Linked DNA regions of Homo sapiens: region 2 is linked to region 1. A link is an interaction called in ENCODE POLR2A ChIA-PET data of the cell type or tissue named here. Cell type or tissue: OCI-LY7. All regions are shown on one strand. Links, peaks and the distances in the headings refer to the core of each region. The heading gives the core; the rest is flanking DNA. Region 1 overlaps G6PC1 (glucose-6-phosphatase catalytic subunit 1). Region 2 holds the start of RAB5C (RAB5C, member RAS oncogene family).

Evidence for each region. Peaks named below come from ENCODE experiments on the same cell type or tissue, not always from the same donor. Only the 100,000 strongest peaks of a DNase experiment are listed, where the experiment ranks them.
Region 2: POLR2A ChIA-PET joins it to region 1 with 11 read pairs; 2 of 35 experiments call an interaction of 5 or more read pairs at or near these places.

Annotation. Positions count from the first base shown.
Region 1 is chr17:42,905,075-42,911,926 of GRCh38, forward strand. G6PC1 (glucose-6-phosphatase catalytic subunit 1) reads left to right here. Exons shown (of 5, transcript NM_000151.4): 3 at 2,449-2,554; 4 at 4,229-4,344; 5 at 5,841-6,852. The coding sequence ends at 6,352. Among named protein-coding and RNA genes, the nearest start is that of G6PC1, 7.7 kb to the left of the region's middle. In OCI-LY7, for the core only: CTCF peaks have their summits at 3,289 and 3,684; DNase peaks (open chromatin) are centred at 1,921, 2,617, 3,273 and 4,237; H3K4me3 peaks cover 1,605 bases; H3K27ac peaks cover 2,933 bases.
Region 2 is chr17:42,140,212-42,156,915 of GRCh38, forward strand. RAB5C (RAB5C, member RAS oncogene family) reads right to left here and starts at 14,778. Exons shown (of 6, transcript NM_004583.4): 1 at 14,682-14,778. It overlaps KCNH4 (potassium voltage-gated channel subfamily H member 4), which reads right to left. Exons shown (of 17, transcript NM_012285.3): 17 at 16,680-16,704. RAB5C-AS1 (RAB5C antisense RNA 1) reads left to right here and starts at 14,189. Exons shown (of 3, transcript NR_187282.1): 1 at 14,189-14,498; 2 at 14,788-14,897; 3 at 15,557-16,704. RefSeq lists enhancers at 14,230-14,850, 14,760-15,054, 14,937-15,046. In OCI-LY7, for the core only: no CTCF peak of the experiment used is centred there; no DNase peak of the experiment used is centred there.

The DNA of each region.
Region 1 (6,852 bases), core at 1,853-6,852:
GCACTCCAGCCTGAATGACAGAACGAGACTCTGTCTCAAAAAAAAAGTAAACTATTAATATGTAGGATAGGCCAGGCACGGTGGCTCACCCTGTAATCCCAGCACTTTGGGAGGCTGAGGCGGGTGGATCACCTGAGGTGAGGAGTTCAAGACCAGCCTGGCCAACATGGCAAAACCCTGTCTCTACTAAAAATACAAAAATTAGCTGGGTGTCCTGGTGCATGCCTGTAATCTGAGCTACTCAGGAGGCTAAGGCAGGAGAATCGCTTGAACCTGGGAGGTGGTGAGCCAAGATTGCGCCATTGCACTCCAGCCTGGGCGACAAAATGAGACACCATCTGAAAAAAAAAAAAAAATATATATATATATACACACACACACACACACACACACACACACACATATAATACTAGAAAATGATTGTTTATAGGCAAAAAAAAAAAAAAAGAAGAAGAAGAAGAAAAGGAAAGGAGAAGGAAAGAAGGACCAAACATCTTTTGTAGAAATATGTTTGCTTTCATCATAACAGCTTGTTATCAAGGATGAATTTCTCCCTGAAATTAATGGAGGCACAGACTGGAAAGTTTAAAGTGGCTTTAAGAGGTTATTTTATTTAGTCCTCTGTCTTAATAGAAGCAAATTATTATCTCTGCTCCTTAGGTAGAGTAGCTAAGGCTCAGAAAGTAGGCCGGGCGCGGTGGCTCACGCCTGTAATCCTAGCACTTTGGGAGGCCAACGCAGGTGGATCACCTGAGGTCAGGAGTTTGAGACCAGCCTGGCCAACATGGTGAAACCTCGTCACTAATAAAAAAATACAAAAACTTAGCCAGGCATGGTGGCGGGCGCCTGTAATCCCAGCTACCCAGGAGGCTGCGGCAGGAGAATCACTTCAACCCGGGAGGCAGAGGTTGCAGTGAGCTGAAATCACACCACTGCACTCCAGCCTTGGTGACAGAGAAAGATTCTGTCAGGAAAAAAAAAAAAAAGTTTAAATGAATTACCCAAGGTATATAATTGTTAGTGTTAGAAGGAAGAAGAAGGGAGGGAGGAAGGAAGGGAGAAAGAAAGGGAAGGAGGAAGGGAGGGAGGGAAGAAAGCCTTTATTTATCTATGGGGTTCCCTGGAAAGCAGGCTGAAATGGAGATTCACGTGCAGGAGTTTAGATACTCTGGGGAACTATACTTGTAGAAGGGAAGGAACAGGAACAGGGCAGAAGGAGAGGTCCGGTTGTGATTCTGCCTCATCCAACCCCACAGCGAGCTCTGAAGCTGGGGATGGCTCCTCAGAGTTGGTCCAAGTTGGGACAAGGGAATCAGACCCTGGGGAGAGCGTAACCTTGATCAAGGCGACTCTCTTTAGCCCAGGGCAATGCCAGGAGAAGGCTGAGAGCAGAAAGCCATCTACCATCACACTCTCAACAGCTACGAAATAAGTCCTGCAGTTCAGGAGGGAGGTCTGGGCGGCACATCTCAGGACCCTCTATCTCTCAGGGTAGAGGAATTAAGAATGGGATGGGAACCAGACGGGCCATGGTGGCTCACACCTATAATCCCAACACTTTGGGAGGCCAAGGGTAGGAGGATTGCTTGAGCCCAAGAGTTCAAAACCAGCCTGGGCAAAAACAATCAAACAAACAAACAAAACACATTTAAAAAATTTGCTGTGTGTGGTGGTGTGCACCTGTGGTCCCAGCTACTCAGGGGGCTGAGGTGGGAGGATTGCTTGAGTCCAGGAGGTCGAGGCTGCAGTGAGCTATGATCATGGCACTGCATTGCAGCCTAGGAGACAAAGCAAGACACTGTCTCTAAAAAAACAAAAAACAAACAAATAAAAAAACGGAACCGGTTGCAAGCAGGGTTAAATAGCGTGGTCAGAGTAGGACTCACTGAGAATATGAGATCTGAGTCAAGTCTTCAAGGATGTGAGGAAGTAAGTTTCTGGCAGAAGAGCTGTGAAGGGCTGTCTGGCCAGAGAAGATTGCAATGCAAAAGCCCTGAGGTGGGAACGTGTTTGGTGTGTTTAAAGGAAAGCAATGAGGCCAGTGTAGCCAGAACAGAGTGTGCAAGGAGAGAAGGAACAGAAGATGTGGAGGGCAGATCAGTTTGTAATTGTACGCCCAGTATGCTGATTCTTTGTGTAATCTCCAGACTGTATTAAACTGCAAGAGCAGGGCCCCTCTCTGGCTTTGCTCATCATTGTATTCCCAGAGCCTTGCACAATGCTTGGTGCATAGGAGATGGAAATTTGTTAAATAAATGAATTATGGATAACGAATGGATGGTAAGATGGGTGGATGGATGGGGGGTGAACGGATGGATGGGGGGTGAATGGATGGATGAATGGGTAGATGGGTGGATAGGGGGATGGCTGGGTGGCTGGGTAGATGATGCACTGTCTCCCAGATGAGGACCTTTTCACCTTTACTCCATTCTCTTTCCTGCCCTTTAGGGAGCCCCTCTGGCCATGCCATGGGCACAGCAGGTGTATACTACGTGATGGTCACATCTACTCTTTCCATCTTTCAGGGAAAGATAAAGCCGACCTACAGATTTCGGTAAGAACTCACCACTGGGGTGTAGGTGGTGGAGGGCAGGAGGCAGCTCTCTCTGTAGCTGACACACCACGTATTCTTCCTCACATCCCCCTAGCCCGCTCCCACACCTGGGCAGCCGCTGATTAAGAGTTGTGGCACTTTGGATAGGGATAAACCTCAGAGTCAGGGAATGTTTGGGCTGAAAGGGATCCAGTAGTGCAATCCGTTGTTTTACAGATAAGGAAACAAAGCCCAACACCATGAAGGGACTTATAAAAATAAGGTAGTGAAGTAGCAGCAGGGCTTAAATAAAAACCCATGTCTGTACCAACCACAGAGTCACCCATCCAGGTTAAAATAACCAGAGAAACAGAAGATATTCCTACTACAGAGAATTCCGGGTGTGCAGCCACAGTGCAAATCCTTTTTATTTTTATTTTTGAGATGCAGTCTCGCTCTGTCATCCAGGCTGAAGTGCAGTGGCACGATCATGTCTCGCTGCAACCTCTGCCTCCCAGGCTCAAGCGATCCTCCCACCTCAGCCATCTGAGTAGCTGGGACCACAGGCCACACACCACACCCAGCTAATTTCTCGTATCTTTTTGTAGAGACAGAGTTCTGCTATGTTGCCCAGGCTCAGGCTGGTCTTGATCTCAAGCAATTGGCTTGCCTCAGCCTCCTAAAATATTGGGATTACAGGCATGAGCCACCGCGCCAGCCATGCAAATCCTTAATTATCAAACAGATAAAATAGGGAAGTTAAAATTCATATACACAAGGGTTAACCACTTGCCACAGGCATTTTTTTTTTTTTTTTGAGACGGAATCTCGCTCTGTTGCCCAGGCTGGAGTGCAGTGGCGCCATCTCGCCTCACTGCAACCTCCGCTTCCTGGGTTCAAGCTATTCTTCTGCCTCAGCCTACCGAGTAGCTGGGACTACAGGCACGTGCCACCACACCTGGCTAATTTTTTTATTTTTAGTAGAGATGGGGTTTCACCATATTGGCCAGGCTGGTCTTGAACTCCTGACCTAGTGATCCATCCGCCTCAGCCTCCCAAAGTGCTGGGATTGCAGGCATGAGCCACCGCGCCTGGCCTTTTTTTTTTTTTTTTGAGACGGAGTTTTGCTCTTGTTGCCCAGGCTAGAGTGCAGTGGCGCAGTCTCGGCTCACTGTAACCTCCACCTCCTGAGTTCAAGCAATTCTCCTGCCTCAGCCTCTCAAATAGCTGGGATTACAGGCGTGAGCCACCCCACCTGGCTAATTTTGTAATTTTTTTTTTAGTAGAGATGGGGTTTCACCTGTTGATCAGGCTGGTCTCAAACTCCTGACCTCAAGTGATCCACCCACCTCGGCCTCCCAAAGTGCTGGGATTACAAGCATAAGCCACCGTGCCTGGTCAATTTTGATCTTTTTTAAAGAGACAGGGGTCTTGCTATGTTGCCCAGACTAGTCTTGAACTCCTGGCCTCAAGTGATCCTCTCACCTCGGCCTCCCAAAGTATTGGGATTACAGGTCTGAGCCGCTGCACCCAGCCCCCAACAGGCATCTTTGGACTTTTGAGTACTGGCTTTAATTTACAAAAATTCCACTGAGAGCACCTAAGTTTGCCAGGCTCCAACATTTCTGCAGGGGCTGTTTTCTTTGCTGAAGGATCTGCACCTGTGTTCTGTTATGGTTGCCTCTTCTGTTGCAGGTGCTTGAATGTCATTTTGTGGTTGGGATTCTGGGCTGTGCAGCTGAATGTCTGTCTGTCACGAATCTACCTTGCTGCTCATTTTCCTCATCAAGTTGTTGCTGGAGTCCTGTCAGGTATGGGCTGATCTGACTCCCTTCCTTCTCCCCCAAACCCCATTCCGTTTCTCTCCCTAATCAGGACAAAATCCCAGCATTCCAGCCACATCCTGTGTGTAATCAGTACTGTTAGCATTTCTGTGGGTTGAAAGTCAAGAATGAGCAACTTGAAATGATTAATTTCTATAAGAGTGCCCAGATCTATAGAATGAATTGTGTAGAAGTTACCATACATCAAATTAACGCACCAAATTGAATTAGCTTGAAATCTCAGAGCTTTTTACAATCTTTATTTCTTACTGGTCTTCAACAGGCCCTAATTTACTTTTCAGGGAATCTGCCAAATTTAACAAATTAACACGATGTCCTAGGAAAGCTGTTCATTTAAATACATTCATTTGCAAACCTAATAGATAACTGCAGTTGATCTCTTTTATAGGTTCAGAGTTTTGAATATGTTTTTTTTTGTTTTTTTTTTTTGAGATGGAGTCTCGCTCTGTGACCCAGGCTAGAGTGCAGTGGTGCGATCTCGGCTCACTGCAAGCTCCACCTCCTGGGTTCACGCCATTCTCCTGCCTCAGCCTCTCCGAGTAGCTGGGACTACAGGCGCCCGCCACCATGCCCGGCTAATTTTTTGTATTTTTAGCAGAGACGGGGTTTCACCGTGGTCTTGATCTCCTGACCTCGTGATCCGCCCGCCTCGGCCTCCCAAAGCGCTGGGATTACAAGGGTGAGCCACCGCACCCTGCCTGAATATGTGTTTTCTTAGATCCAATTAACAAGGGTAAGACAAGATTTAAGTTAAGCATAAGAAAGATTTTGTGGGAGGCACTGGAATATAAGACCTTAACAAAACTGTGGAATTTCTCCCCTGGAGATTTGTAAGAACGGAACATAGCAGCATTCAAAGAAGAATGTTGAGAACAAGGGAGATAATGGTTTCATGGTAATCACAAAAGTAACACAGCATTTAGTACTGGGTTCCATGTTTGAGGAAGAACCTGGAAGCCATATCACATGAAAAACCTGGGAATGTTTAGGTTAGAGAGAATAACTGTGTTCAAATGTGTGACAGAGGGACTAGATTCATCACTTACTAACTCCTGCAGAAAGAACTGAGAAAAATAGACAGTATTAGAGGGGGACCAGTTTCACACAGACAAGGAAGAACTATTCAGCAATCAATTCCGTTCAAAGATAAAATGGACTGTTATAGTGGGGGTGAGCTCCCTACCTCTGAGGGTATTTCAAGTAGAGATAGGAGGACCTCCTGGTAGGAAATTTGCATACGGTGGGAGATTGTACGTGATATGGCACCTCCATCTGAAAGAGTCTATATTGAGGGCAGGCTGGAGTCACACATGGGAATAAGCCAGGCGACCCTCCCATCTGCCATCTGTGATTTAATTCCACAGTCGCAGAACGGATGGCATGTCACCCACTCCTCCAAACCCACCTCTAGCAAAGGTCCCAAATCCTTCCTATCTCTCACAGTCATGCTTTCTTCCACTCAGGCATTGCTGTTGCAGAAACTTTCAGCCACATCCACAGCATCTATAATGCCAGCCTCAAGAAATATTTTCTCATTACCTTCTTCCTGTTCAGCTTCGCCATCGGATTTTATCTGCTGCTCAAGGGACTGGGTGTAGACCTCCTGTGGACTCTGGAGAAAGCCCAGAGGTGGTGCGAGCAGCCAGAATGGGTCCACATTGACACCACACCCTTTGCCAGCCTCCTCAAGAACCTGGGCACGCTCTTTGGCCTGGGGCTGGCTCTCAACTCCAGCATGTACAGGGAGAGCTGCAAGGGGAAACTCAGCAAGTGGCTCCCATTCCGCCTCAGCTCTATTGTAGCCTCCCTCGTCCTCCTGCACGTCTTTGACTCCTTGAAACCCCCATCCCAAGTCGAGCTGGTCTTCTACGTCTTGTCCTTCTGCAAGAGTGCGGTAGTGCCCCTGGCATCCGTCAGTGTCATCCCCTACTGCCTCGCCCAGGTCCTGGGCCAGCCGCACAAGAAGTCGTTGTAAGAGATGTGGAGTCTTCGGTGTTTAAAGTCAACAACCATGCCAGGGATTGAGGAGGACTACTATTTGAAGCAATGGGCACTGGTATTTGGAGCAAGTGACATGCCATCCATTCTGCCGTCGTGGAATTAAATCACGGATGGCAGATTGGAGGGTCGCCTGGCTTATTCCCATGTGTGACTCCAGCCTGCCCTCAGCACAGACTCTTTCAGATGGAGGTGCCATATCACGTACACCATATGCAAGTTTCCCGCCAGGAGGTCCTCCTCTCTCTACTTGAATACTCTCACAAGTAGGGAGCTCACTCCCACTGGAACAGCCCATTTTATCTTTGAATGGTCTTCTGCCAGCCCATTTTGAGGCCAGAGGTGCTGTCAGCTCAGGTGGTCCTCTTTTACAATCCTAATCATATTGGGTAATGTTTTTGAAAAGCTAATGAAGCTATTGAGAAAGACCTGTTGCTAGAAGTTGGGTTGTTCTGGATTTTCCCCTGAAGACTTACT
Region 2 (16,704 bases), core at 6,622-11,621, 760 kb before region 1:
CGCCCTTACAAATAACAGAAAACAAAAGAAAGCCAGTTTAAATCACTGCCCCTTTGTTTTGCCTTCAGCTCCTAAACAGAGAGCAGAGGTCAAGTTTGAGAGGAAAGTGGGAGAAAAGAGAAATAGCAATCCAAATGCCTCCTGTTCAGACACCACACACACCGTGGTCAGCGGCTATGCAACCAACAAGAAAAAAGTCAAAGTTCTCAGTGGGAGACCTGAGGGACGATGGCTATTCTCAGAAGCCTGGGCACCAAAGAACAATATTTTAGAATATATATATATATATATATATATATATATATTTTTTTTTTTTTTTTTTTTTTTTTTGAGATGGAGTCTCGCTCTGTCGCCCAGGCTGGAGTGCAGTGGCACAATCTGGGCTCACTACCACCTCCACCTCCTGGGTTCAAGCGATTCTCGTGCTTCAGCCTCCTGAGTAGCTGGGATTCCAGGTGTGCACCACCATACCCAGCTTGTATTTTTGTATTTTTAGTAGAGATGAGGTTTCGCCATGTTGGCCAGGCTGGTCTCGAACTCCTAACCTCAGGTGATCCGCCTGCCTCAGCCTCCCAAAGTGTTGGGATTACAGGCATGAGCCACCACACCCAGCTCTTTTTTCTATATACATTTTTGAGACAGGGTCTTGCTCTGCTGCCCAGGTTGGATTGCAGTGACGCAATCATAGCTTACCGCTACCTTGACTTCCTGGGCTCAAGCAATCCTCCTACCTCAGCCTCCCAAGTAGCTGGGACTACGGGCGCATGCCACCATGCCCAGCTAATTTTTCTATTTTTTGTAGAGATGGGGTTTCACCATGTTGCCCAGGCTGATCTCAGACTCCTGGGCTCAAGTGATCCACCTGCTTCAGCCTCCCAAAGTGCTGCGATTACAGGCATGAGCCACTGTGTCTGCCATCTTTCTTAATTTTTGCTGAACAAACTGTAGAGTGGTGCCCAGTGAAGAAATCAAGCAATGAATAGGTCTAAACAAGATTCAATGAGCGAATCACACTTCTGCTTCCATGGCCCCAAATGTTCATAAGACTAGTGTAGGTGGCAAGGGGCTGGAGAACTTGGGGGACTGAGGGTTGTGAGAGAGAAAGCAAGAGAAATTAAAGGCACTGTTGCAGATGAAAACAACCACATTACAAAATTCTCAAAGGCTGGACAATGGGTTTCCTTTGTGTTAACAGCACATAACAGCAAGCCTGACCCATAGTAGGTGAGCACAGATACGGTGAACTGTGCATGTGAGAGGTACCGCCCGCTTACACTTGGCAAGTGAACGGGGGAAGTTGAGGGCTTAAATCTGCATTCATCTGCCAGACGGCTCGGGTCCCCTAACAGAGCCACAGAGCAGCTGAGGAGCTGCCTCACTTCCCCAGGGAGGACTTCCTCCATCCCTACTGCACAGAGCTTAAGAGCACAAGTGCTGGAGTCAGACAACTTGAACTTCAGTTCAAGTTCTGGAGGCACCACTTACTAGGGTGGCCTGGTGTTGTCACTGAACCCATTTCCTCACACGTAAAATGGAGAGACCAGTACCACCCGTCTCCAGGACTGCCAGGAAGATGATGCATGTGAGACTCTCAGCAAAGGGCCTGGCATCGGGAAGCATTCAGTACATGTTCTGTAGCAGGGGAGCCCCTGCGCCTTCACTTCCCTGTGAAGGAGCCGGACTCCTCACTTCATCTGTCAGACAACATTCACACATTCCTCTTACCTCCAGTTTCCCGGGACTCCATTCTTCAGCACCTCTCATTTGGAGAGAATGCTGAAGAGGACGTCTTTCCTCAGTTTCCTAGAAGATACTCAGTGTCCTGTCAACAACCCCAATCTTGTATCCTCCAGAGACTAGCTCCCAAAACCACAAAAATGGAGGGGAGAAACCATTACCATCCAATAAATCTGCATGGGGTGAAGGCCCCAACCATGCAAACCATAACCTCTTAAAAAAAAAAAAAAAGCCCCATTAACACAAAGCATCTTGGGTTTTTTTTTGGTAGAGATGGGGTTTCATCATGTTGCCCAGGCTGATCTCAAACTCCTGCGCTCAAGCAATCCCCCCGCCTTGGCCTCCCAAAGTACTGAGATTACAGGCATGAGCCACCGCGCCCAGCCCACAAAGCATCTTAAAGCCCAAATGCCCTTCCTTCCATCTCAAAGCCTCTTTCAGGAAAGGGAAGAAGCAGTTCAGTTGTTGAGAGGGCTAGGGGACAGGAATAGAGCAGCTGACAAAGAAAGCAGAGTTCCTTTTAAAAACCAGGCTGCAAATGCTAGAGGTTTGGAAACTGGCGTCATTCATCACCACGCTGTCTGAGCAGCTCAGAGAGCAATCTGATGTCTAGGAGAGCAGCCAGGGTTAGAGAGGCCACCCACGCCCTCCTCCATGCCTGGGATGCCTCTGACAGCCACCTGAAGGGGACATACATGGAGCTATGAATAGAAGGCAAAAGGCTTGTAAACCAACTCCTGTTAAGATCCCAAGTTAGTGTTTCCAGCAGGGCTCAAGTTACACATTTTCAGAGAGATGACAGTACAATGGAAGGATTTCAGCTATTCAATGATTCAGGATCACGGCACAAAGTGACAGCCTACCCTGAGCCCGCCAACAGCCACAAACCGTCCCATGGGGGCAGTCCATTTTGGAAGGGCAGCAAAAGACACTGACTGGCCCGGACCATGTGGAATCTCTTACAAGACCCAGAGTCCAGGAAGGTTTAGCTGGAGAACTTAGCACCTGAAATAGAGAACGATTATATACACATGCCTCATCTTCCCACACCTCCATAGGTAAATTCCAAAGGAAAGACCAAATCAGACCATTTTTTGGATCAGTCATAGCATCAGGCAGGGGTAAGAGCAGTATGAATGGGTGAGTAGAACAACAGCCAGCTACTGGGATTAACTCCCAGGACTGCAGTTGATTCTCAGGGGGTAGATTTCCCAGGTCCACCTCTACCTTTCCCAACTCCAGAGTCTCTAGTAACTATGACTAACCATCAAGAGAAGAAATAACTCAAGGCATCCACATCACTCTATGTCAACATACCTGAGAGAAAACATTTGCTAAAAAGGCAGTGGCCTTGGAGAGCCAGCTGAATCTACAACTCTGGCACGAAATACACAAAGTAAGCCTGGGGCCGGGAGTGGTGGCTCATGCCTGTAACCCTAGCACTTTGGAAGGCTGAGGCAAGTGGATCACTTGAGGTCAGGAGTTCAAAACCAGCCTGGCCAACATGGTGAAACCTCGTTGCTACTAAAAATACAAAAATTAGCCAGGCATGGTAGCGTGCACCTGTAATCCCAGCTACTCAGGAGGTTGAGGCACAAGAATTGCATGAATCTGGGAGGCAGAGGCTGCAGTGAGCTGAGATCGTGCAGCTGCACTCCAGCCTGGGGGACAGAGTGAGTCTGTCTCCAAAAATCTGGCAGTGCCAAAATGTAAAGAAGTAACCAAAAACCAAAAACAAAAATCCTCACAATGACTAGGCAGGTCAAAGGAGGCTAAAAGAGCAACCAATGGGCAAAGCTGAAACATTTTGGGCAATAAAACAAAGTAACATTGGATTATTTATTTATTTATTTTTGAGACAAAGTCTCACTCTGTTGCCCAGGCTGGGGTGCAGTGGCAGGATCTCTGCTCACTGCAACCACCACCTCCCTGCTTCAAACCATTCTCCTGCCTCAGCCACCAGAGTAGCTAGGATTACAAGCGTGCACCATCATACCCAGCTAACTTTTGTATTTTTAGTAGAGATAGGGTTTCACCATGTTGGCTAGGCTGGTCTCAAACTCTTGGCCTCAGGTGATCCGCCCATCTTGGCTTCCCCAAGTGCTGGGAATACAAACGCGAGCCACTGTGCCCGGCCTTATCGCTGGATTATAAACCAAAGTGTAAAATAAATATCCTGGAGTCCATACTGATATAAATAATTGAACAAATAAATGGGGGAGAATAGGCCAGGCGCAGTGGCTCACGCCTGTAATCCCAGCACTTTGGGAGGCCGAGGCAGGTGGATCACCTGAGGCCTGGAGCTTGAGACCAACCTGGCCAACATGGTGAAACCCCGTAGCTACTAATAATACAAAAATTAGCCGGGCATGGTGGCATGTGCCTGTAATCCCAGCTACTCGGGAGGCTCAGGCAGGAGAATCGCTTGAACCCCGGAGGTGGAGGTTGCAGTGAGCCAAGATCGCACCACTGCACTCCAGCCTGGGCAACAAGAGCAAAACTCATCTCCAAAAAATAAATAAATAAATAAAAATAAATGGGGGAAAATAGACAAGTCTCTCATATAGAAGAATTTAATAATTCAGCTGGGCGCGGTGGCTCACGCCTGTAACCCCAGCACCTTGGGAGGCCGAAACGGGTGGATCACGAGGTCAGGAACTTGAGACCATCCTGGCTAACATGGTGAAACCCCATCTCAGGGTGGGCGTGGTGGCTCACGCCTGTAATCCCAGCACTTTGGGAGGCTGAGGCGGGCGGATCACGAGGTCAGGAGATCGAGACCATCCTGCCTAACAAGGTGAAACCCTGTCTCTACTAAAAATACAAAAATTAGCTGGGCGTGGTGGCGGGCGCCTGTAGTCCCAGCTACGCAGGAGGCTGAGGCAGGAGAATGGCGTGAACCTGGGAGGCGGAGCTTGCAGTGAGCCGAGATTGCCCCACTGCATCCAGCCTGGGCGACAGAGCCAGACTCCGTCTCAAAAAAAAAAAAAAAAAAAAAAAAAAAAAAAAAAAAAAAAAAAAAAAAAAAAAAAGAAACCCCATCTCTACTAAAAAAAATACAAAAAAATTAGCCGGGTGTGGTGGCGCGCGCCTATAGGCCTGTAGTCCCAGCTACTCGGGAGACTGAGGCAGGAGAAAGGCGTGAACCCGGGAGGCGGAGCTTGCAGTGAGCCGAGATTGCGCCACTGCACTCCAGCCTGGGCGATGGAGTGAGACTCCATCTCAAAAAAAACAGAAAAAGAAAAAATAATTTAGTAACTCATGTAGCTACTCCGCCCTCAACAAGGGGAACATGAACATAAGTCCCTGTTCCTTAGGTGTGGGCTACACAGTGACTTTCTTCCAAAGGGTGCATGCAGCATGGAAAGGGGAAGGGGAGAACAACTTTACAGAGAAGCCTCACACACATCACCTCAGCCAAGTGATCATGGTTGACATCAGTCATGGAAAGGCTTGTGGATTGTATGTACCCTTGACATGATGTGATGAAAATAGCACTTTACCTCTCTGGTCCTCCTTCCCAAAACTTGGCACAGTCTACTTATGAAAAAAACACTGGACACAGCCAGGCGTGTTAGCTCACGCATGTAATCCCACCACTTTGGGAAGCTGAGGTGAGCAGATCGCTTGAGCTCAGGAGTTTGAGACCAGCCTGGACATCATGGTGAAACCTTGTCTCTACAAAAATTAGCCAGGCGTGGTGGTGCATTTCTGTAGTCCCAGCTACTTGGGAGGCTGAGGAGAATGGCTTGAGCCGAGATTGCACCACTGCACTCCAGCCTGGCTGACAGAGCAAGACTCTGTTAAAAAGAGAAAAATACTGGACAAATCCCAGTTGAGAAGAGATTCTCTTTATTTTTTATTATTTTTTTTGAGACGGAGTCTCATTCTGTCTCCAGCCCAGGCTGGAGCACAGTGACACGATGTTGGCTCACTGCAACCTCTGCCTCCTGGTTCAAGCGATTCTTGTGCCTCAGCCTCCTGAGTAGCTGAGATTACAGGTGCGTACCACCATGCCTGGCTAATTTTTGTATTTTTAATAGAGATGAGGCTTCACCATGTTAGCCAGGCTGGTCTCGAACTCCTGACTTCAAGTGATCCACCCACCTCGGCCTCCCAAAGTGCTGGGATTACAGGCGTGAGTCACCGCGCCTGGCCGAGATCCTCTTTAGATGCTTGCCCAGCACTCCTCAAAACTGTCAAGGTCATCAAAAACAATAAAAGTCTGAGAAACTGGCACAGCAAGAGGAGCCTAAAGAGACAATGAATATAGGTAACATGGGATCCTGGAACAGCAAAAGGACATCAGGTAAAAATCTAAGGAAATCTGAATAAAGGATGGACTTTAATGTAAAATACGTACTAACATAAGATGTTAATAACAGGGAAAACTATGTGTGAGGGATTGTGAGAAAACTCTGTACTATCTGCGTAACTTTTCTAAAAGTATTCTGAAAGAATAAGTTTATTAAGCCTCGGCAACATAGGGAGACCCCGTCTCTACAAAAAAATCAAAAATTGCCCAGGCACAGTGGCTCACACCTGTAATCCCAGCACTTTCAGAGGCCAAGGCAGGCAGACCACAAAGTCAAGAGATCAAGACCATCCTGGCCAACATGGCGAAACCCCGTCTCTACTAAAAATATAAAAATTAGCTGGGCATGGTGGCGTACGCCTGTAGTCCCAGCTACTCGGGAGGCTGAGGCAGGAGAATCACTTGAACCCAGGAGACGGAGGTTGCAGTGAGCCAAGATGGCATCACTGCACTCCAGCCTGGGAAACAGAGCAAGACTCCATTTCAAAAGAAAAAAAAAAAAGGAGGCCAAGGTAGGCGGATCACGAGGTCAGGAGATGGAGACCATCCTGGTTAACATGGTGAAACTCTGCCTCTACTAAAAGTACAAAAAATTAGCCAAGCGTGGTGGCAGGAGCCTGTAGTCCCAGCTACTCGAGAGGCTGAGGCAGGAGAATGGCATGAACCCGGGAGCTTGCAGTGAGCCGAGATCGTACCACTGCACTCCAGCCTGGGCGACAAGGCAAGACTTCGTCAAGAAAGAAAGAAAGAAAGACAGAAAGAAAGACAGAAAGACAGAAAGAAAGACAGAAAAAGAAAGAAAGAAAGAAAAAGAAAGAAAGAAAGAAAGAAAGAAGGAAAGACAGAAAGAAAGAAAGAAACAGAAAGAAAGAAAGAAAGAAAGAGAGAGAGAGAGAGAGAGAGAGAGAAAGAAAGAAAGACCAGCCTCAAGGTGAGCAGAGGATATCCAAGTACTGCAGGCACAGGACCAGGGAATGTTAAAGACCCCATCTGTGGAATACACATGTGAGGGCTGCTCATACCACTGGTCTGAACAGCTGCTGCCACCACTTTTTTAAGCCACCTTCACTCAGGAACGAGCCTTGTGCAGACATACAGAACAGTATCCACAGGCAGAGTCAAATTTGCTTCCACTGATCCTTGCTAAGTACTGGTCTGGGGTCGGTGCTGCCTCACCACACACAACTGCAGAAGCACGGTCGTTCTGTCCTGCCATCAGATACACACACGGCAGAAGCCAGTCAGCCGGACTGTGGCTAGTCAGGGCCGCGCCCTCATTGTCCCATTAAACCCTTCACCAGAAATGGAGATTTGGAGAGTCTTAACTTCTGGAAACTGAGTTTGTGACTTGCTTCCCATCATCCGTACTGTAACATTGATCCTATTGACCTGTTTGCTCTCCCATTTGTCTGTGAGCAACTTTCTGGGGGATGGACCAAAGATATGGCTCAAGCTGTGGGATCAGATGGATTTAAGTTTGAATCATAGGTTCACGACATCCAAAGTGTGTGAAGAAAGGAAGGGAAGTGTGTGTTAAAAGAAGTGGGCGAGGGCCAGGCATGGTGGCTTACACCTGTAATCCCAGCACTTTGGGAGGCCGAGGCGGGTGGATCACCTGAGGTTGGGAGTTCGAGACCAGCCTGACCAACATGGAGAAACCCCATCTCTAATAAAAATACAAAAAATTAGCCGGCCGTGGTGGCACATGCCTGTAATCCCTGCTACTTGGGAAGCTGAGGCAGGAGAATCTCTTTAACTCGGGAGGCGGAGGTTGTGGTGAGCTGAGATTGTGCCATTGCACTCTAGCCTGGGCAACAAGAGCAAAACTCTGTCTCAAAAACAAACAAAAAAAAAGAAGTGGGCAAGGCTGGGCACAGTGGCTCATGCCTGTAGTCCCAGCACTGGGAGGCTGAGGCAGGCAGATCATGAGGTCAGGAGTTTGAGATCAGCCTGGCCAACATGGTGAAATCCGTCTCTACTAAAAATACAAAACTAGATGGGCGTGGTGGTACACACCTGTAATCCCAGGTACTAGGGAGGCTGAAGCAGGAGAATCACTTGAACCCAGGAGGCGGAGGTTACAGTGAGCAAGATCGTACCATTGCACTCCAGCCTGGGTGAGAGGTCAAGACTCCATCTCAAAAAAAAAAAAAAAAAAAAAAAGAAGTGGGCAGGTGTTTGGTGTTTGCTTTAAGGGCAGGTTTGAATGTCTGCCCTCTCCTTTAACAACTTCAGTAGGGAGCCTACTATGCTGAGTGCCATGCCAGGTCCTAAACACACAAAGATCAAACAGGACCCGATCTGTGCCCCTAAAGGGCTCACCCACCAGAGAATGAGGCAAATAAGGAACAATGAGATAGCAGTTGAGAAGACAGCCCATGTAGGAGACAAGCCCTCAGCCCATTTGGGGCAAGGGAAGGCTTCACAGAGGAAGTGGCATTCAAACTGAGCTTTGAGAGAAAAGTAGGGAGATACAGTTTCCAGGCACGTGAGGTGCAGAAGAGCCTTCTAGGCAAAGTGAACAGTAGGCATTTAGCCCAGAGATGGGTCAAGGAGAGGCTGTATTGAATAGCGATAAGAGCACACCCCATCTCTGCCATTACTACATAGTCCCCCACTCTAACATGGGGATTAAACACAGAACCTACCTCCTGGGGTTGTCGGAGGATTAAAGGAGTCAACACATAGGGCTCACAAGAGTGCCTGGCACATGGCAAAAATAGAAGTTTAGCTTTTATTTGTATTACTGTTCTTATACATAGAGGATGGGGCTATTTAATTGGAAAAGTAATCTCTTACAATACCAAGCTATTAATGCAGAGGATGCCAAAAATATTCCGATTCTCCTCTGCCAAGGTTTTTGCAAGCATGATTACCTGGATTTTGGCACATCCTAGTTTATAAATTCTACCTAAAGCAGTGCTTCTCAAACAGCCCCAACATATGTACCCTTCACTCAAGTCAGGGGAGAGGAAACTCCCAGAAATCTGGGAGTTGAACCCAAAGCAGCTGGCTACAAGCAAAATACTGTCTTTGGCCAGGTGCAGCGGCTCATGCCTGTAATCCCAGCACTTCGGGAGGCCAAAGTAGGAGGATCACTTGAGCCCAGGAGTTCTGAGACCAGCCTGGGCAACATGGCAAAACCCTGTCTCTACTAAAAATACAAAAACTAGCCGGGCATGGTGGTACATGCCTACAGTCCCAGCTACTCAGGAGGCTGAGGTGGGAGGATCACTTGGGTCCACAAGATCAAGGCGGAAGTAAGCCATGATCGTCCCACTGCACTCCAGCCTGGGTGAGAGAGGCCCTGTCTCAAAAATAAATAAATTAATTAATTAATTAAAGTTTCCTGTGTTAGCTTCAATTCATGCAAACTTTGCATTCTAATCTATAATAGTTACAGGACTGTTTTAATATTAAAACGCTTACAACTAAGTAAAACTGAAGTGGCACAGCGTTCTCTTCTGTAAAATGGGAATACAACCCACATCAATTCTGTTCAATGTCTACAAAATGAGACAATTTGTGAAACCATCAAGCAATGTACAAGGCATCCCAGCAGACATTTTGTTTTTGTTTTAGACATGGGGTCTCATTATGTTGCCCAGGCTGGTTTTTTTTTTTTTTTTTTTTGAGATAGACTCTTGGTCTGTTGCCCAGGCTGGAGTGCAGTGGTGCAATCTCGGCTCACTGCAACGTCCACCTCCCAGGTTGAACTGCCTCCCAGGTTCCTGCCTAAGCCTCCCAAGTAGCTGGGATTACAGGCATGTGCCACCACGCCTGACTAATTTTGGTATTTTTAGTAGAGATGGGGTTTCACCATGTTGGCCAGGCTGGTCTCGAACTCCTGACTTCAGGTGATCTCCCAGCCTCAGCCTTCCAAAGTGCTAGGATTATAGGCGTGATCCACCACACCTGGCCCCCAAGCTGGTCTTGAACTCCTGGGATCAAGCGATCCTCCCAAAGTGCTAGGATTATAGGCATGAGCCACTGTGCCCAGCCCCAGCATACATTTGGTACACATGTTGAATCAGAATCAGTGTTGAGGCTGGGCACAATTACCTGAGGTCAGGAGATCGAGACCAGCCTGGCCAACATAGAGGAACCCTGTCTCTACTAAAAGTACAAAAATTAGCTGGGCATGGTGGCACACGCCTATAATCCCAGCTACTCAGGAGGCTGAGGCAGGAGAATAGCTTGAGCCCGGGAGACAGAGGTTGCAGTGAGCCAAGATCACGCCATTGCACTCCAGCCTGGGAGACAAGAGTGAAACTCCATCTCAAAAAAAAAAAAAAAAAAAAAAAAAAAAATCAGCCAGACACGGTGGCTCATGCTTGTAATCCCAGCACTCTGGGAGGCCGATGAGGCGGGCAGATCACCTCACCTGAGGTCAGGAGTTTGAGACCAGCCTGGCCAACATGGTCAAACCCCATCTCTACAAAAATACCAAAAAAAAAAATTAGCCGGGCATGATGGCAGGTGCCTGTAATCCCAGCTACTCAGGAGGCTGAGGCAGGAGAATCGCTTGAACACAGGAGGCGGAGGTTGCAGTGAGCCTGGGCAACAGAATGAGAATGAGACTGCCTCAAAAAAAAAAAGAACCTTCAAACCCCTACCTACCCATCAGAGGCAACTGCTATTTTGTGGGCATCCAGTCTGCCAGCACTGGACTAGCTCCTTTCTTTGTTTCTAATTCTGCAAGGTATTTAGCATCCCCATTTTACCAGAAGAAACACAGGCTCAGTGAGGTCAAGTAACAAGCCCAGGGTCACACAACTGGTAAGTGGGGGAATCAGGATGAGAACTCAGGTCCAACTGCCTCTGAAGTTCTAGTGCCTTCCACCCGACCACACTGCCTGTTTACTGGGCAAGGGTTAGAAGTAGAAGGTCTGGCCAGGCGCAGTGGCTCACGCCTGTAATCCCAGCACTTTGGGAGGCCAGGGTGGGCGGATCACGAGGTCAGGAGATCGAGACCATCCTGGCTAACACGGCGGAACCCCATCTCTACTAAAAATACAAAACAATTAGCCGGACGTGGTGGTGGGCACCTGTAGTCCCAACTACTCTGGAGGCTGAGGTAGGAGAATGGCATGAACCCGGGAGGCGGAGCTTGCAGTGAGCCAAGATCGCACCACTGCACTCCAGCCTAGGCGACAGAGCGAGACTCCGACTCAAAAAAAAAAAAAGAAGTAGAAGGTCTAAGAAGTACTTGCTTGGTGGGGCTGAATTTAAATGTATGATCTTGCTCTGTTTCCATGTAAATTCTAGTGACAGGAGCTCCTGGTGGCAAGCCACATTCTTCCCACTTGCAAGCAGCAGGCAGCACCACAGGAGAAACAGAGGACTAACCAGAGGCCCGCTCTGTTGCTTCCCCCTTAACCCTGCCCAGTGGGACCCCTGAGTTTACTCACTTTAACTTTCATTTTCTAGCCATTAGGACTTTCAGGTTCCCAGAAAAATTAATGACATGTAGATGTCAGCAAACTCTCAGGCCCTGAAGAGTACTGACTTGGGACTCCTAACTGTTTTGGTCCTCAGAGGCAGAGGTGAAAGGGGTCAAGAGAGAAGACAGGAGGTCGGGTAGACGCTGGGGAAGACAAAAAAACAGAGGAGCGCTAGTGATGAGGAGGGCTAAAGAGTTAAGAGTCTGCCCTTGTGCCGTGGCGCACTCAGTCTGCATGTTCATTCATTTAACGAACAAACCAGGCCGAAGAAGGGCCCACTGTTAGATCAGGTCACATCTGACCCCAAATCCAAGCCCCAGCTCTACTACTTTCTAAATGTATGATCGATCTTAGGCAAACTACTTAAGTTCCTTCTGCATCCCTTCTAAAGCAGGGACACTTGCCTTATCTTACTCAAAAAAAAAAAAGTAATAATAAAAATTAAAAACAAAGTGGGGAAACAAGCCCCACTATTTCCCAAGGCACCTATGAGGAATATGTATGAAAATAATTTTGCAACCTTAAAATGATTTTTAAAAATTAGTGTTACTGTCCCTCTACAGTTTAACAGCCCTCTAATTGTGAGAGGCAAGAGGGCAGGGGAGGAACAGCATCAGAAAGGAGGGGTTCTGTCGCACACGGAGCCATCGCTCTCTCTGCCAGGCAGAGTCAGACCTCTGCTTGGACTCTATAATTTCTAGGTGCCAGAAGTGGCTGCATAACGACCCAAAGCACTGGGGCCTGCCTCGTCTCTCTAAATGGCAGAGCTTCCCCTTCAAAGTCGTTTCAGGTTGGGTGCAGTGGCTCATGCCTGTAATCCTAGCACTTTGGGAGGCTGAGGTGGGTGGATCATCTGAGGTCAGGAGTTCGAGACCAGCCTGGCCAACATGGTGAGACCCCATCTCTACTAAAAATACAAAAATTAGCTGGGCGTGGTGGTGCATGGCTGTAATCTCAGCTACTCAGGAGGCTGAGGCAGGAGAATCCCTTGATCTCGGGAGGCAGAGGCTGCAGTGAGCCAAGATTGTGCCACTGCACTCCAGCCTGGGTGACAAAACAAGGCTCTGTCTCCAAAAAAAAAAAAAAAGTCGTTTCAGAGTCAGAGCTGGGAGAGCATGTCCAGACAAAGAAAAGAAGGTCTCCTCAGAAGGCTGGTCGGCCTCATCCCAGCACTCCTGAAGAGTGACAAACTGCGGTCTACTCCTGAAGACCTAAGTCTGGTCAGAGACCAATGGCCAGTGAGCAGTCAGGCCTCTCTGGCCCTGCCCCTCAGATGCCCAGGCTGACCAGATCAGAGAAACTAGGTTGGTTGAAGAAGTCTCCAATGAACCCCAAAGGAACCCACACAGATACAGAGCCTGTGATCCAGCTGTTGACCCTAATAAGGAAGGCTTCTTCTGTTGTCCGATAAAAAGTGAAATAAGTAGGCCGGGCACGGTGGTTCACACCTGTAATCTCAGCACTTTGGGAGGCTGAGGCGGGTGGATCACCTGAAGTCAGGAGTTCGAGACCAGCCCGGCCAACATGGCGAAACCCCATCTCTACTAAAAATACAAAAATTAGCCGGGTGTGGTGGCAGGCGCCTGTTAATCCCAGCTACTCAGGAGGCTGAGGCAAGAGAACTGCTTGAACCCAGGAGGCAGAGGTTGCAGTGAGCCAAGATCACGCCACTGCACTCCAGCCTGGGCGACAGAGCAAGACTCCATCTCAAAAACAAACAAACAAAAAAGTGAAGAAAGTACATCCTAGCTCTACTCAAAAGACTGTAGGAATCAGATACTAGCCACTGTCCAGAAGCCCTCAAACACACCTCAAGGCCAAAAAACACAGCACTTTTAAGTGGCAAGCGAGGGTGGTAAAGGTAGCCCAGAACACTGAAGAGCTACAGAAGTTCCCACAAACTGCACGGCTTTCCGTCCCTTCCTCCACTGTAGATAGCAAGGGTCAGTCATGGCCTCAGAGCCAGGCTACTCCTCGTTAAGGTACAGTCTCCGGCCTGTACTTTGGCCACATAACAAAGCTTGGTCTGAGACAGCAGCTATTTCACACACCTAAGCCCCAAGCAACAGACAAGGATCAGTCAATATGGTTGAGGGAACCTGCACTTTCTGGCATGTATCGGAATTCCTCAGGCTACAATTAAAAATCCAGAACTGCCATTGTGATCTTGACTTAGTCCTCAGTAATAAGTCCAAGCCCTGAAGGGATTGCAGACAGACCCTGGCGTGGTGTGGACCTGTTGCTCAGGGAGGTGTATGTGTGTGTGTTTGGGAGTGGGAAAGAGATGGCCCTTCAATTCCAGACTCCTCATTTTGGGTCTTATTCTCCTCCCTATAGACACACGGACAGCAGTCCCAAGAAAAGCAGTCCCTTTGAGGCGGCTGGGAAACCACTCACGTGCTCTGGGAGGACAGAGCTGAGCCTGGAGCAAGGGGGGAGGGGAAAGAAGATAATGAATGGGCACATCCACCCTGATCTGTGATCTGTAGCTAGGATTGAGCAAACCTCAGCTAAATTCTTCAGAGGCAGAAAGAGAGAGACACTCAAAGAACAACATAACTAGAGGACAGGGCTGGGAGACAGAAGGGGCAAAACAGGAAAACAGCTCATTTCTAGTAAGTGACTTTAAACTCAGCTGAGGTCCTGGTTGGTTCTCTGGCTTGAGGAAAGAGAGGAAGTAAGGAGTTGCGGGAGCGCACACACACTTCTGTGCGTGTGGAACGGTCTCACCCAGACGACCCCCCTCCCCCAAAGGAAATCGAGATATTCCTCTAGGGCTAGAGGGGACAACTGGTTTTGTGGGACAGGAGGAAGGAAAACGGCGACAGACAGCACTCCCTGTCACTTCTAAAAGAGAAGAGGGACAGGTTCCTTCACACCTAGCAAAGATCCTCCGATTCTGGAAGCAGGGGGAGCGGAACTTAGGGTACCTCTCTCCCACAACTAGAATGGACAGGCCAGAGGACAGTCATAGCGGTTTCCTTAAGGCTCACCAAAGGCAGGTAAGCTAAGGAAAGAAGCTCCCCACCTCCTATGGCCCGACGCCTGGGGAGCCCCTCAAGAGGGGGCTACGGGTCGGGGGAGGGGTCAGTATCCCCCTAAACTGGGGCTGGGCGGGAGGAAGGGCTGCCCTGGAGATGCTTCAACGCAGGCGAGACACCAGGTCCTGGGACAAGCATACTCACGGCGGCTCCGGGGCGGCGGCGTTACTTGGGGCCGGGGCTCGGACGGGATCCGCTTCTCTCCCCGCCGGCGGTGTCCCAGGCTCCGGCCTCCACTTCCGCCTTTCAGCCGCTCCGGATCCGGATCTCCACCTCCGCCCCGCCCCTCAATACTCCCAGGTGATTGACAGTGCGGAGACCAATGGGAGGCACTCTTGGCCGACCTACCCAGCGGCGCCGGTAGGAACGCGGGAGTGGCGGTAGGGAGCGCGCGAGGGATCGCGGGACTTGTAGTTCGCAGCGCTGGGAGGAGTCAGTGGCTGCCTGGGACTTGGGCTTAGGGTGGAGCCGGCTGACTGCGAGGCGGAGCCCGGCCGGAACTTTTTTTTTTTTTTTGAGACGGAGTCTTACTCTGTCGCCCAGGCTGGAGTGCAGTGGTGCGATCTCACTGCAACCTCTGCCTCCCGGGTTCAAGCGATTCTCCTGCCTCAGCCTCCCGAGGAGCTGGATTATAGGCACGCACCACCACGCCCGACTAATTTTTGTATTTTTTAGTAGAGACGGGGGTTTCGCCATGTTGGCCAGGCTGGTCTCGAACTCCTGACCTCAGGTGATCCGCCCTCTTCGGCCTCTCAAAGTGCTGAGATTACAGGCCTGAGCCACCGCGCCCAGCCTACGGCCGGGAACTTTTTAAGGCTAACCCTGCCATCCGCGTCACCGCCGGTTCCGGACGCCCCGAGGGAAGGCGGGTGGTGGAGCGTTGGAAGAAGGCAGAGGATTGTGTGTGCAGAATTGGGAAAGAAAAAACGTGGTGCGAATGAATATGCACGCGAGGCCTCAGTCCTGTGAACTCGCTGATCTGGAGAAGCCCTTGTCTGCACTGTCCGCCCGATTGCCAGGGGCGTCTGTGATTGGGAAGGTGAGGAAAGCGCTGCAGGAAGAGTTCTCTGCAGGATGCTGGGTGAGATCAAAGGGAGAGCTTCTGCCACCACCTCCTACTTGGTGTGTGCGGGGGCCGGCACAAAGACCATCTCTGCCTCTGCCTTCCCCTGCTCCTAGCCAGGGTCAGCTCTTCTCTCTGACGCGGAATACAGAGCTGGACAACCTCTGCCTCGGCCCTCTCCATCCGTAAATAAAGACTAGAACCACCCCCACTCTGCACTCTCCCCCTCTATGGATCAGGAATATTTGTTTTTTCTGCTCCTCTCAATATGGACTGGGCCCGCTCCTGATTCCTCCCACCCTTACCTCTCAACACAAACCAGTACCTCCTCTTCTTTTGCATCTCATCCTCAAGGGACACTACTGAAAACCTGTGTGGAATCAAAGCTCACCGGAGACAGCTGTGGCCATTGTGCCTATAACGCCAACACCAGGCATATCCTGGAGCCTCAGCTGGAGAATTTACCTGTCTTGGACAACCTGCCACAAAACTGTGCCCACATCTAGTTCCATCTGGTCATCAGGGCGTCTCTCTTTCTTACACCCATAACACACAATCCCCACTTCCGCGCCAGTGTTCATGAGAAGTGAAAAGGAAGAGGGAAGAGAGGGCTTGTTGGGAGGACAGAGGGGATGGGGCAGAGTGGGATTCCTAGCAGGTTCTGGCTGGTGACAAGCTCTTCCCCCAGCCCCCTTGCCATACCCAGTTCTGGAACAGTTCCTTATACAGGAGGGATGGGTAGTCCCCTAGGCCCACCTTTCCAAGGCTGGAGGTGGGCCAAAGCCAGGACTCTGTCCTTCCCACATACTGTGTGCATACATGGCTGTGACTGGGGTGCAGGGGAGAGAAGGGGGTATAATAGGCCCATAGTGACTAATTAAGTTTCTTCCTCAACCCTGGGGCCCCTGGTGGTGTGAATGTGGTGCCAAGTAGATTGGCTGGTGCCTCTGCCCTTCCTAGAGATAGCAACTGGGCCCTGGGGTACAACGAAGGTGAGGGTGGGGAGTGATTGCTGTGTTGGCTCCTCCAAAGCCCTGGGGCTCTCAGAGTAACCCCCAGAAACACCCAGAGCCAATAACTACAAAAATAAAGAGTTTATTTCCT